2 separate regions of the Homo sapiens genome follow, and region 1 is linked to region 2. A link is a loop called in an ENCODE intact Hi-C map of the cell type or tissue named here. Cell type or tissue: PC-9. All regions are shown on one strand. Links, peaks and the distances in the headings refer to the core of each region. The heading gives the core; the rest is flanking DNA. Region 1 has its middle 30 kb from the start of UCHL1. Region 2 has its middle 63 kb from the start of LIMCH1.

The links. Peaks named below come from ENCODE experiments on the same cell type or tissue, not always from the same donor. Only the 100,000 strongest peaks of a DNase experiment are listed, where the experiment ranks them.
Region 1: it touches region 2 in a loop (9-fold over the local background); 2 of 110 quality-filtered maps call a loop at or near these places.

Annotation. Positions count from the first base shown.
Region 1 is chr4:41,284,136-41,289,520 of GRCh38, forward strand. No RefSeq gene overlaps it. Among named protein-coding and RNA genes, the nearest start is that of UCHL1, 30 kb to the left of the region's middle. RefSeq lists an enhancer at 4,021-4,521. In PC-9, for the core only: no CTCF peak of the experiment used is centred there; a DNase peak (open chromatin) is centred at 3,156; H3K27ac peaks cover 3,023 bases.
Region 2 is chr4:41,472,653-41,478,037 of GRCh38, forward strand. It overlaps a transcript of LIMCH1 not described here. Among named protein-coding and RNA genes, the nearest start is that of LIMCH1, 63 kb to the right of the region's middle. In PC-9, for the core only: no CTCF peak of the experiment used is centred there; a DNase peak (open chromatin) is centred at 2,949; H3K27ac peaks cover 3,408 bases.

The DNA.
Region 1 (5,385 bases), core at 148-5,147, 190 kb before region 2:
TTTCATTCTTGTTGCCCAGGCTAGAGTGCAATGACAAGATCGTGGCTCATTGCAACCTCTGCCTCTTGGATTCAAGTGATTTTCCTGCCTCAGCCTCCCAGGTAGCTGGGATTACAGGCACCCGCCACCATGCCTGGCTAATTTTGTATTTTTAGTAGAGATGGAGTTTCACTATGTTGGTCAGGCTGGTCTCGAACTCCTGACCTCAAGTGATCCACCTGCCTCGGCCTCCCAAAGTGCTGGGATTACAGGCATGAGCCACCATGCCCGGCCTCCTCTCCTGTAGCTTTGAATGTTTGTTTTGCTGCCTACAGTTTTTACATAATTAATATAAGCTATATGAAGAATATTGTTCTCCTTTCATAAGTTTCCATGTGTCTCCATGGCCATTACTCTCATCGTTTGTAACTGCTGTTATACTCTATGATACTAATATACAATATTATAATTTAATGTAATTATTCTTTTTATAACAGTATTACATTTTTTGTTATGAAATACAGTCCAAGGTGACAGCAGGGTCAGTATCTGGTTAGGGCCCTCTCCTTACACTACAGACAGCAACCTTCTCAATATACCCTCACATGCTCTTTCTTTGGTGCCTGCAGTGGACAGAAAGAGAGAGAAAGTCCTTTGGTGTCTCTTCCCATAAAGGCGCTAATGCCACCACGATGGCCCCACCCTCATGATGTCATCTAAACTTAATCACCCCAAAGGCCCCATCTCCAAATACCATCACACTGGGGCTTAGGGCTTCAGTTGATGAATTTCAAGGGGATATAATTCAGCCCATAGCAGAAGTTCACCCTCAAAACAACCTAGTAGCACAAATTCACCTCATGCTAACTTACATATGATTGGATATATTTTATATTAAATAACACAAAACAATTTTAGGTACATGGGAGTCGTACAACAGTTGCTTCAAAAAATACATGCTTGGGGGTTGGTGATTAGGGGTGACTTTGGGATCTACGTCAGGGGCTCACCATCCTCATCAGAAATCCTTCACTCCTCCAGAGAAAGGGCAGCCACATAATCATTTGCCCAGGCCCCAAATGCTCTACCTGGGTTGTTTGATTGGCTTGAGCAAAAGGACTTTGATGTTCCTTCGGCTGAGCTCAAAGGACTGCTCAGCTGCCGTAGATTATCCCAAAGTTCTGTGTAGTCAGATTGCCTGGTGCTTTATTCCTAAGCTGCTTTTATGCCTTCCCGTCCTCACCTTGCCTGACTCCTGAGCAGCAGGGCCCACCGTTCACCTCTTGGCCAGTTCCAGCTTCAGCAAGTGCACGCTGTTAGTTGACCTTTGACTCTCAAGTCTGCCAGCCCCACAGCTGCTTCTTTTAAGAAATTTGTAATGCCCCCTTTACTCTCCTAAAATAAAATTCATAGCTAATATAACCTACCTACACATATAATGTTTACAAATCAATTTAAAGACACAAAATATGTATTTTTTTCAACCTGTAAACGCTCAGTTATTACTCCATAAGATGCATAAAGTAGGGAGAGGCTTGTATGTAAACATGAGATCCCTGAGAGAGGAACAGACACACAGCTGATGTAATCAGGGGTCACAGCAGCTCATTATTGGCCATGGGAAGTTTCCAAAATGGTGAACCATCTTGGCAAAATTCCAAACACAATTATATTACATTCTGCCCTTGATTTACCCCATAATTGCACTTATGAAAACTTCAGTGCAAAAACTCTGTGAAAAATATTTTATATATAGGATCAGAAAATTATACACAGATTTTTCATCTACAAGAGTCCCCATGGGGACATTCAAAAGCTGTGTAAGACGCAGCACAAATTCCTCATTGTATGAGACTGCCTTCTGGTGACTCGGGCCCTGAACACTAAATGCCAGTGGGACCTACCCTACTATGATTACAACAACAAAATATTTGCCCACACATTTCCAAAACAGCCCTTAGGGGTTGGCACTACCACCCCTAAGGACCACTTAGCTAGACTGGAGAATCTTTAATAACTAATCTGTGCTTGGCAGAATTCTAAAATGGTCCCCAAGATTCCCAGCCCCTGGTGCACAGACACCTTCTCCCAGGTATTTAATCCGACACTAATCTAGATGCTGCACTGAAGGGATTTTGCAGGTGTAATTAAGGCTCCAAATAAATGGACATTAAGATAGAGAGATTATACTCAGTTGGCCTGACCCAGTCCTTAAAAAGGACTGGGCTCTTTCTGGCAAGGGAACGACTGGCAGCCTTGAGGGGCTAAGACTGGTCTGCAACTGACCATCAGCAAGGAAATGAGGATGTAAGTTCTACAACCGCAAGGACTTGAACTTGACCAACTGTCCCATATAAGCCTGGAAACTGATTCTTCCCCCAGAGCTTTAGAAAGGGACATAGCCCAGCCAACTCCTTAATTTCAACTTTTAAGTTTCTAAGAAGAGAACCCAGTCACTCTGTGCTAGACTTCTAACCTGCAGAATTATGCTCTAATGAAGGAGTGTTGATTTAAGCCTCTAAGTTTGTGGTAATTTGTTATGCAGCAACAGAAAACTCACACATAATTTAATTTTATTTATTTTTTTTTAAGAGACAGGGTCTCCCTGTATTGTCCAGGCTGTTCTCGAACTTCTGGCCTCAAGCAATCTTCCCACCTTGGCTTCCCAAAGTGCTGGGACTGCAGGTTTGAGTCACTGTACCTGGTCTCACACATAATTTAATAAGGCAATGCAATGTGTTCACTAAAACACTGGGCATCCCCCTTGTTGCCCTCTGTCAACCACCCATTCTCTGTCCCTACCACTGACCCTCATGGTTGGACTGGGAAGAAGTCATATTGATTCTTCTCAGTTCCTTGCCCTCTCTATCTCTCTGAATATGAGGGTGAAAAGCATACACTGAAATTCCAAAAACTGACCACACTCCCTGATTCTAGATCCTCCCTGAGGATGTTGAAGGTCATCTGGGTTCTCTGGTTCAGCCCACAGCCTATGTTTACCTCATTTATAACCTCTGCTTATGCTTTTCATCATGAGGCACTGTGCTGGTGAAACCTAAACAGGAAAAGTAATGTGTAACCTTAACTATTTATTGAAATCTGATCCGCATGTTTTACTCATTGCTGCAGAAGGTCACATAAATCTAATCTGTATGAAAACAATGAAAAAATGTTCTTCAGCATGCATGGGACTGAAATACTTCACATTTTGTGTGCAGGAAAGAATCCCAGGCCCTCAGGTATGACCCATTGCCTACTTCCCTCTGGGACTATTTTTTTCTGTGTTCTCCCACCCCCCACCGCCCTTTGCAGGCATCAGCCACCAGAAATGCCACCAACAGAGTCAGTTCACTCTGGAAGGCTCTCTTTTTTGTTCCTTTTGGAAACACGAAAGCCACATTTGAGAGCTTTATGATAATTATTATTTTAAAATTTAAAGCCCATAAAATCATCTTTGAAATAAAGAACAACAGTTGGCTCAGAGACCAGGCTTAGTTTTTCTACTTCATGTGCCTATATTTGCTTCCGTGGGATGCTATGGACCCATGCCCCTTTTTGTAAAGACATGTGGTGCCAGTATAGAGGCCATAAGTTTACTATTATTTGTGCAATTGACTTATTTCATGAATTTGCCCCCAGACTGTCTTCTGATATTGTTTACCCAATCACAAAAGGGGCCTTCAAATATTTATAGCATTTCCTTCTTTTTTGCCTTACAATATACTCTGGATTTCTCAAACTTTTGAAATCAGCATGCATTGTACATTAATTTTCTTCCTAATCTTTCCCTCTGATTATATATCTCCCCCATTTTCTTAATCGCTTTGACACAGGATTCTTTTGGTGCCACTTTGCCAGACAAAAATCTCCACCGTCAGCAGTTCCTCTGCTGGGGCTTCACATGGGCCTGCTGGGCTCACCTCACCCACTCTGCTCAGCAGGCTGCGCTCTGCTCATGCTACTGGCCCAGATCGCACGCCTGCTGTGGCTCTGTGCCCAGCCTGTGGCTGGTTAAGGCGTGCGGTGACCAGCTTCTGCCTTGGGTGCCGGCGTCTGGACAAGGGAGATGTGGTGGTACCCAAAAACTCGGAGATGCCAGCAACTGCAGAGCCCCCAAGGGGTGTTACAGCTTTTGGTTGGGGAGTCCCAAGGTCTGAGCCCCCAGGAAGTGTCACAGCTTGTTCGGTCCTGCTGCCCGCAGCTCAGTGAATGGGGGTGTGTGGTGTCAAGTGGTTTTTTCACTCCGGTAGCTCTGCGAGCAGGAATGTATGTTACAGCTCTTTTCGCACCCTCCATTCAGCAGGTTCCAGGTTCTTGTCCCGTGACCAAGAGGAATGAGGTATGCAGACATCAGAGAGTGAGCAAGGCAGATAAAATTTTATTGAGCGAAAGAAAAGCTCTTGACAATGAGAGGGACCCTGAAACGAGCAGCCCTCTGTGTGAGACGGGGCTGAAAGTGGGTAGTGGTCTGTGGGGCTGAGTCCGGGGTTTTCTGTGGGCTCAGAATAGGAGAGTGTGTGCTAATTGGTCCATGATTTGGCCTGGAAAAAGCACCATTCGATTGGCTAAAAGGCATGAAGGAAGTTCTCACTGTGGTCGTGGACTCCACCCAGAACTGGCAGTTTGGTTTTCCAGCTTCATGCTGTCTTTGACTTGAAGGTCGGGTTTCACCGGGGTCCTGTCCCTGTCTGCCTAGGAATTTGTTTCCTGCTGCTATCAGCTTTATTACGGTATAATCTACATACCATAAAAATTTAACTGTTGTAAGTATATAATTTATTATTTTTATGAATAGAGTTGTTAAACCATTACTGCAAATCCGGTTTTAGAACATTTCCATCATCCCTAAAAGTTCTCTCATGTCTGTTTACAGTTAATCCCTGATCCCACTGCCAGCCCCAGACAACCACTGATCTGCTTTCTATCTCTGTAAATATGCCTTTTCTGGACATTTCATATAAATGGAATTATACAAATAGAATCTTTTGTATTTGGCTTCTTTCACTTAGCACAAGTTCATTTGTGCTGTAGCATGTGTCTTAGTTCTTTCTTTTTTGCTGCTGAATAGTATTCCGTTGCATAAAAATACCATATCCTATTTACCCATTCATCAGTTCATGGACATCTGGGTTGTTTCCAGTTTTGAGCTATCGTGAATAATACTGCTCTGAACATTCATATGCATGTATTTATGTGGATCAGTTTTAATTTCACTAGGGTAAATTCCTAAGGGCGAGTTACTGACATTCTAGTTTCTGTCTCACTGACTCCTTATATAAGAACTTAGGATGCATAGAGCAAAGTCTGGTGTTCTGATGGTGTCCACCTAGGCAGGTGGCCTATGTAGAGGATGGCCCTCCTCCTCCACCACTACCTGGTAGTGTCAGTGGAGAAGGGAGCGGAAAA
Region 2 (5,385 bases), core at 153-5,152:
AAGCGATCGCCCACCTTGGCCTCCCAGAAACCCAGTTTCCTAAGGCAAGTTCCACAGAACACTGACCCCACCCATTGGATAATTTTCCTGCAAGGTAGTCTTGGTTAGACAGATTGGGAAACAGTATTTTATCCCCCTCTGGAGAATCTCATTAGCATATTGTTGGCACTGAGAAGTTCAAAGTTAAAAAACAAAACAAAACTTTTTTTAAAACGCAGGATTCCCCAAGCTTACTTGACCATGGACCCTTCTTTCCACATCACATCTCTTAACATCCCATGGAGCTAGGATTCTGCAGAAAACACTTTGGGAAATGCTGCTGTAAGCCTTTTTTTTTTTTTCTCCTCGGTAGGCCAGAGAATAAATGCGAAGGCCAATCTCCACGAAATAATAATGTAATTCCATTCAAGACAAGAGGTGAAGAACAGATATTGCCTCTGCATTTTAACTCCTCCCAGTGCCATAAAATGACAACTTGGTAAATGTTGATGTGAGTGTGAATCTTTTAAGGACCTGCCAATACCGAGAGTGAGAAGAGGAAAGGTGTGTGCTGTTTACTGCATGTTCTTTGAGATGTTAGTTCTGTTTCTTTGACTTTGCTCAGGTTTGTCATTTTGTGCAATGGTACATCCTGGTCCCATCACTACCAACGTGTTGCATAATGGATGAGGCTGAAGAGACCCAGGCAGCAGGCAGCAATTTAACAAAACAGAGAAAGAACAGAGCTGTTGATGGTTGGAAAATGCATTAGTCTTTTCTCTCTTTTACAAACAACAGATCCCTGTGTCAATCAGTAGTAAAATAGCAACTGGTCTGTTTTGCTGGTTCTACTGATCACCTCCCTTGCAGTGTAATCAAGAGTCTAGTTCAGGGCCTTTATCTCACCCTGATACAAGAATCAACTGAAAATGGATTAAAGACTTAAATGCAAAACCTGAAAGTACAAAACTACTAAAAGAAAACATAGGGGAAAACTCCATGACATTGGTCTGGGCAGTGATTTCTTGGATATGACCCCAAAGCACAGGCAGCAAAAGCAAAAATAGACAAATGAGATTGCATCAAACTTAAAAGCTTCTGCACAGCGAAGGAAACAGTTAACAGTATAAAAAGACAGCCTACAGATTGGGAGAAAATATTTGCAAATCATACATCAGATAAGGGGCCAATGTCCAAAATATAGAAGGAACTGTAATGACTAATTAACAAGAAAACACATAACCTTATTTTAAAAATGGGCAAATGGCAGGCACAGTGGTTTACGCCTGTAATCTCAGCACTTTGGGAGGCTGAGGCAGGGGCATCACCTGAGGTCAGGATTTTGAGACCAGCCTGGCCAACATGGAACAACCCTGTCTCTACTAAAAATAAAAAAATTAACAAGGCACGGTGGTGCGCCCCTGTAATCCCAGCTACTCGGGAGGTTGAGACATGATAATTGCTTGAACGCATGAAGGGGAGATTGCAGTAAGTCAAGGTTGCACCACTGCACTCCAGCCTGGGCAACAGAGTGAGACTCTGCATCTCAAAATAAAAATAAAAACAAAAATGGGTGGTCAGGCGCGGTGGCTCACGCCTGTAATCCCAGCACTTTGGGAGGCTGAGGCAGGTGGATCACAAGGGCAGGAGTTCAAGACCAGCCTGGCCAATGTGGTGAAACCCTGTCTCTACTAAAAATACAAAAATTAGCTGGGTGTGGTGGCAGGCACCTGTAGTCCCAGCTACTCAGTAGGCTGAGGCAGCAGAATCGCTTGAACCCAGGAGGTGGAGGTTGCAGTGAGCCAAGATCGCACCACTGCTGTCCAGCCTGGGCGACAGAGTGAGACTCTGTGTCTCAAAATAAAAATAAAAATGGGCAAAGGACCTGGATAGACTATTCTCAAAAGAAGACACACAAATGGCCAACAGATATATGAAAATATGCTCAACACCTCTAATCACTAGAAAAATGCAAAATAAAACCACAATGAGATATCACCTCACACCTGTTAGATTGGCTATTATCAAAAAGACAATAGATAACAAACATTGGTGAGGATCTGGAGAACGGGAACCCTCATACACTGTTGGTGGTATTGTAAATTAGTATAGCCATTTTGGAAAACAATAGGGAGGTTCCTCAAACAACTAAAAAATAAAATTATCATATGCTCCAGCATCCCACCAATGGGCATATACCCAAAGGAATTGAAATCAGTGTGTCGAAGAGATGTCTGTGTTCCCGTGTTGACTGCAGCACTATTCACCATAGCCAAGATATGGAAACAACAGAGTGTTCACAACAGATTAAAATGTGGTATATATACACAAAGGAGTATTATTCAGCCTTAAAAAAAAAAGCCAGGAAATTCTGTCATTTGGACAATATGAGCGAACCTAGAGGACATTGTGCTAAATGAAATAAACCAGGCACCAAGAGACAATTTTCAGGAGTTTAGTGGAGACCTTTGCTTTTGTTTTCTATTGCCTACCTGTATCCAGGAAATCAGAAACAGCCATCTGAAAGGACGCTAGTTTACATTATTCAAGTACTTGTGTCTTTCTATAAGATGTTGACTGTTTATAAATAAGAGTATATGCAAGTTTAGAAGTATCTGAATGTTTATATAGTTACATGCTTTGTTTTCAATCATTATTTGATAAAATTCTCCAATTTCATGAATATTCAGAAATTATAATACAGTTGGAGCACTGCAATTGGATTAACTCTTAGTCCTATAATGTATGTCATACAGACTGTGAGTTTGCAGTAGGGGTCTGGAGCCAGTTCATATGACTGGGGAGAAGGGATTGTGTCTGTTTCTTCCCCACTTTGCATTCAGTGATATCAGGTTGAGCATGAATTCAGCTAAGGTGGGAATGTTGAAACCACAGAAGCTGGCAAATGCTGTACATTAGGAATCTCCCTATTCCCATGAGAACTGGTTGTTAAACAAACATTTTAGAACACCCTTAGTCCTAGGTCATTTCTCAGGATGACTTGATTATAAAGAATGTGGGAGTTGAACAGTGAGGACACATGGACACAGGGAGGGGAACATCACACCCTGGGGCCTGTTGGAGGGTGGGGGGCAAGGGGAGGGAGAGCATTAGGACAAATACCTAGTGCATGCGGAGCTTAAAAACTAGATGACTGGTTGATAGGTGCAGCAAACCACCATGGCACGTGTATACCTATGTAACAAACCTGCACATTCAGCACATGTATCCCAGAACTTAAAGTAAAATAATACAAAAAAAGACATTAAAAAGATTTTTAAAAATACAATCAAGGACCTTTTAGAACACAGTGAGTGTTTTAACAATAACACAATTGCCTCTTATTTATTTATTTTTAGAGACAAGGTCTTGCTCTGTCGCCCAGGCTGGAGGGCAGTGGCATGATTATAGCTCACTGTAACCTTGAACTCCTGGGCTCAAGTGATCCTCCTGCCTCAGCCTTTCAAAGTGCTGGGATTCCAGACATGAGCTCTCACACCTGGCCCTCACAATTGCCTTTTATATCTTTATTCCTTTCTTCATTTCCCCAGTCTTTTGGTTAATGGTGTTTAAGCTGATGTGTGGCCACAAGGTCCCATTGTTTGTTGGTTGGTTGGTTAAACATGATTCTCACCTATTAGTTTCATAAAGAATAACCTTGCTTTTTTTCCTGTAATTTCAAGAGGATAGTCCAGTTTTGCATTGTTTCCTTAGAGTTCTTGGTAATACCCTGGAGACAGCACTTGTTCTTCATTGCTGTGGGCGTTGTTCGTGGAGGTGGAGGTAAGGAGAGCCAAATACAGAGCCTGAGCAAGGTTCACTCCTGTGCAGGCCAAGATGGCTGCTGCTGCCTCTGGCGGGGCAACACCACACTCTGCATCAGCAATGCTCAGTGATGAATGGCATTTTAGTGGGCTGGGTTACCACCTGCTGTCTGTATCACAAACCAGCCAAAAGAACAGATTTCCTGCCATAATACATTATTTATAAGTCTAAGGAACCAAAGGAAGATAAGTAGGGAAATATTTTGTTCCAAAAATGCCTGATGGTATTAAATGAGGCATCTTGTCTTCCTTCCTTCTGTTCCCCTCCACCCTCCCTTAATGGATATGTATTTTCATTCCATAGGGGACTGAGTTGTATATAGGATTATTTCAAGCTGGATTCTTTGGGTACTTGTGATGATTTTTTAAAAACAAAGATAAAAATCCAGGGACCTGACAAAGATTGTTATTATTTCACCCCTTTGGTGTTGAGTGAATTGACAATAAATGCACAGATGTGTTGATGTTTTTCTGGATTTGGGGGTTTATTTTCTTATTACACATTTTGAGGAAAAGGCGCATTGAAGAGAGCAGAAGGTGTCATAGGCAGTGGAAGTCTGATCTTTCTTTGCAACTCAACTGATAATAGGGGGAAATCAGCAACATATTTAGACAACATGGCACACTGGCTAGGAGGGCAGGTCAGGAGCCAGACTGCCCAGCTTAGAATCCTGGGTCTGCCACCTGCTAGCTATAGGAAATTGGGCAAATTACTTAATGGTCTGTACTTTTGTTTCTTCATCTGGAGACCAGGGATAATAATAATGCTTATATCCAGGCTCCTGATAGCCCACTGAGCACTTTTGTGTAAATTAGAAAAGGCAGCTCCCCAGGGTGGACTCTATGGGCTTGGGTACAGACAGTAGCTTTATGTGAATTAGGAAAACAGGACTCTTCCTTCAGAGGAGTTTGCGTGGTTTAGCAAAGAGAGCTCAGGCTGGGTGTTCCCCCCACCATGACAACCTGTGTAAGCAGCTGTGGTAGCTCTGACTACCACACCGGGTGCTGAGGAGTAAACGAGTTGATGAAGATTCAATAAAAGATGCTGTTATTATCATCATCATTATTTTGAGGTGACAAGCTAGAGTAGAAGAGGGTTCAGAAGAGCCTGTAGTTTCGTGCAGAGTAATCTTAGAAAATGAAGCAATTTGCTGAAAGCCCTTGGTTATTAGCAAAACTGTGGCTAGAACACAGTTGTCTTGACTTTTGGTTTTTGCCAATCCTGACTAGGCGTTGCTACACAACTATGTGATTCAAACAAAAGGACCATTGATAGAGGATAGGGGTGAGGGGCACTGCGGTCAGTCCCAGCCCCAGGTGCCACTGAGAGCCATTCAAATAACAAACTCTTAGAAGATGATGGGTTTTCCTCCTAAAACCAAACAGTATATATGTTCCTTTGTCCAGGATTTAAGTGTTCATTTAAAAATATACCATGAAGTAGGCATGTGGGGATCACAGCTACCACCTTAATGGTGGACTTGAGGAATATTAGTAGATGAAGATGTATTTCTGTAATATTTGAACTAAACAGCTCTTAAAAGTAGCATTTCTCGCCACAGTGTTTTCTGAGTACAACTAA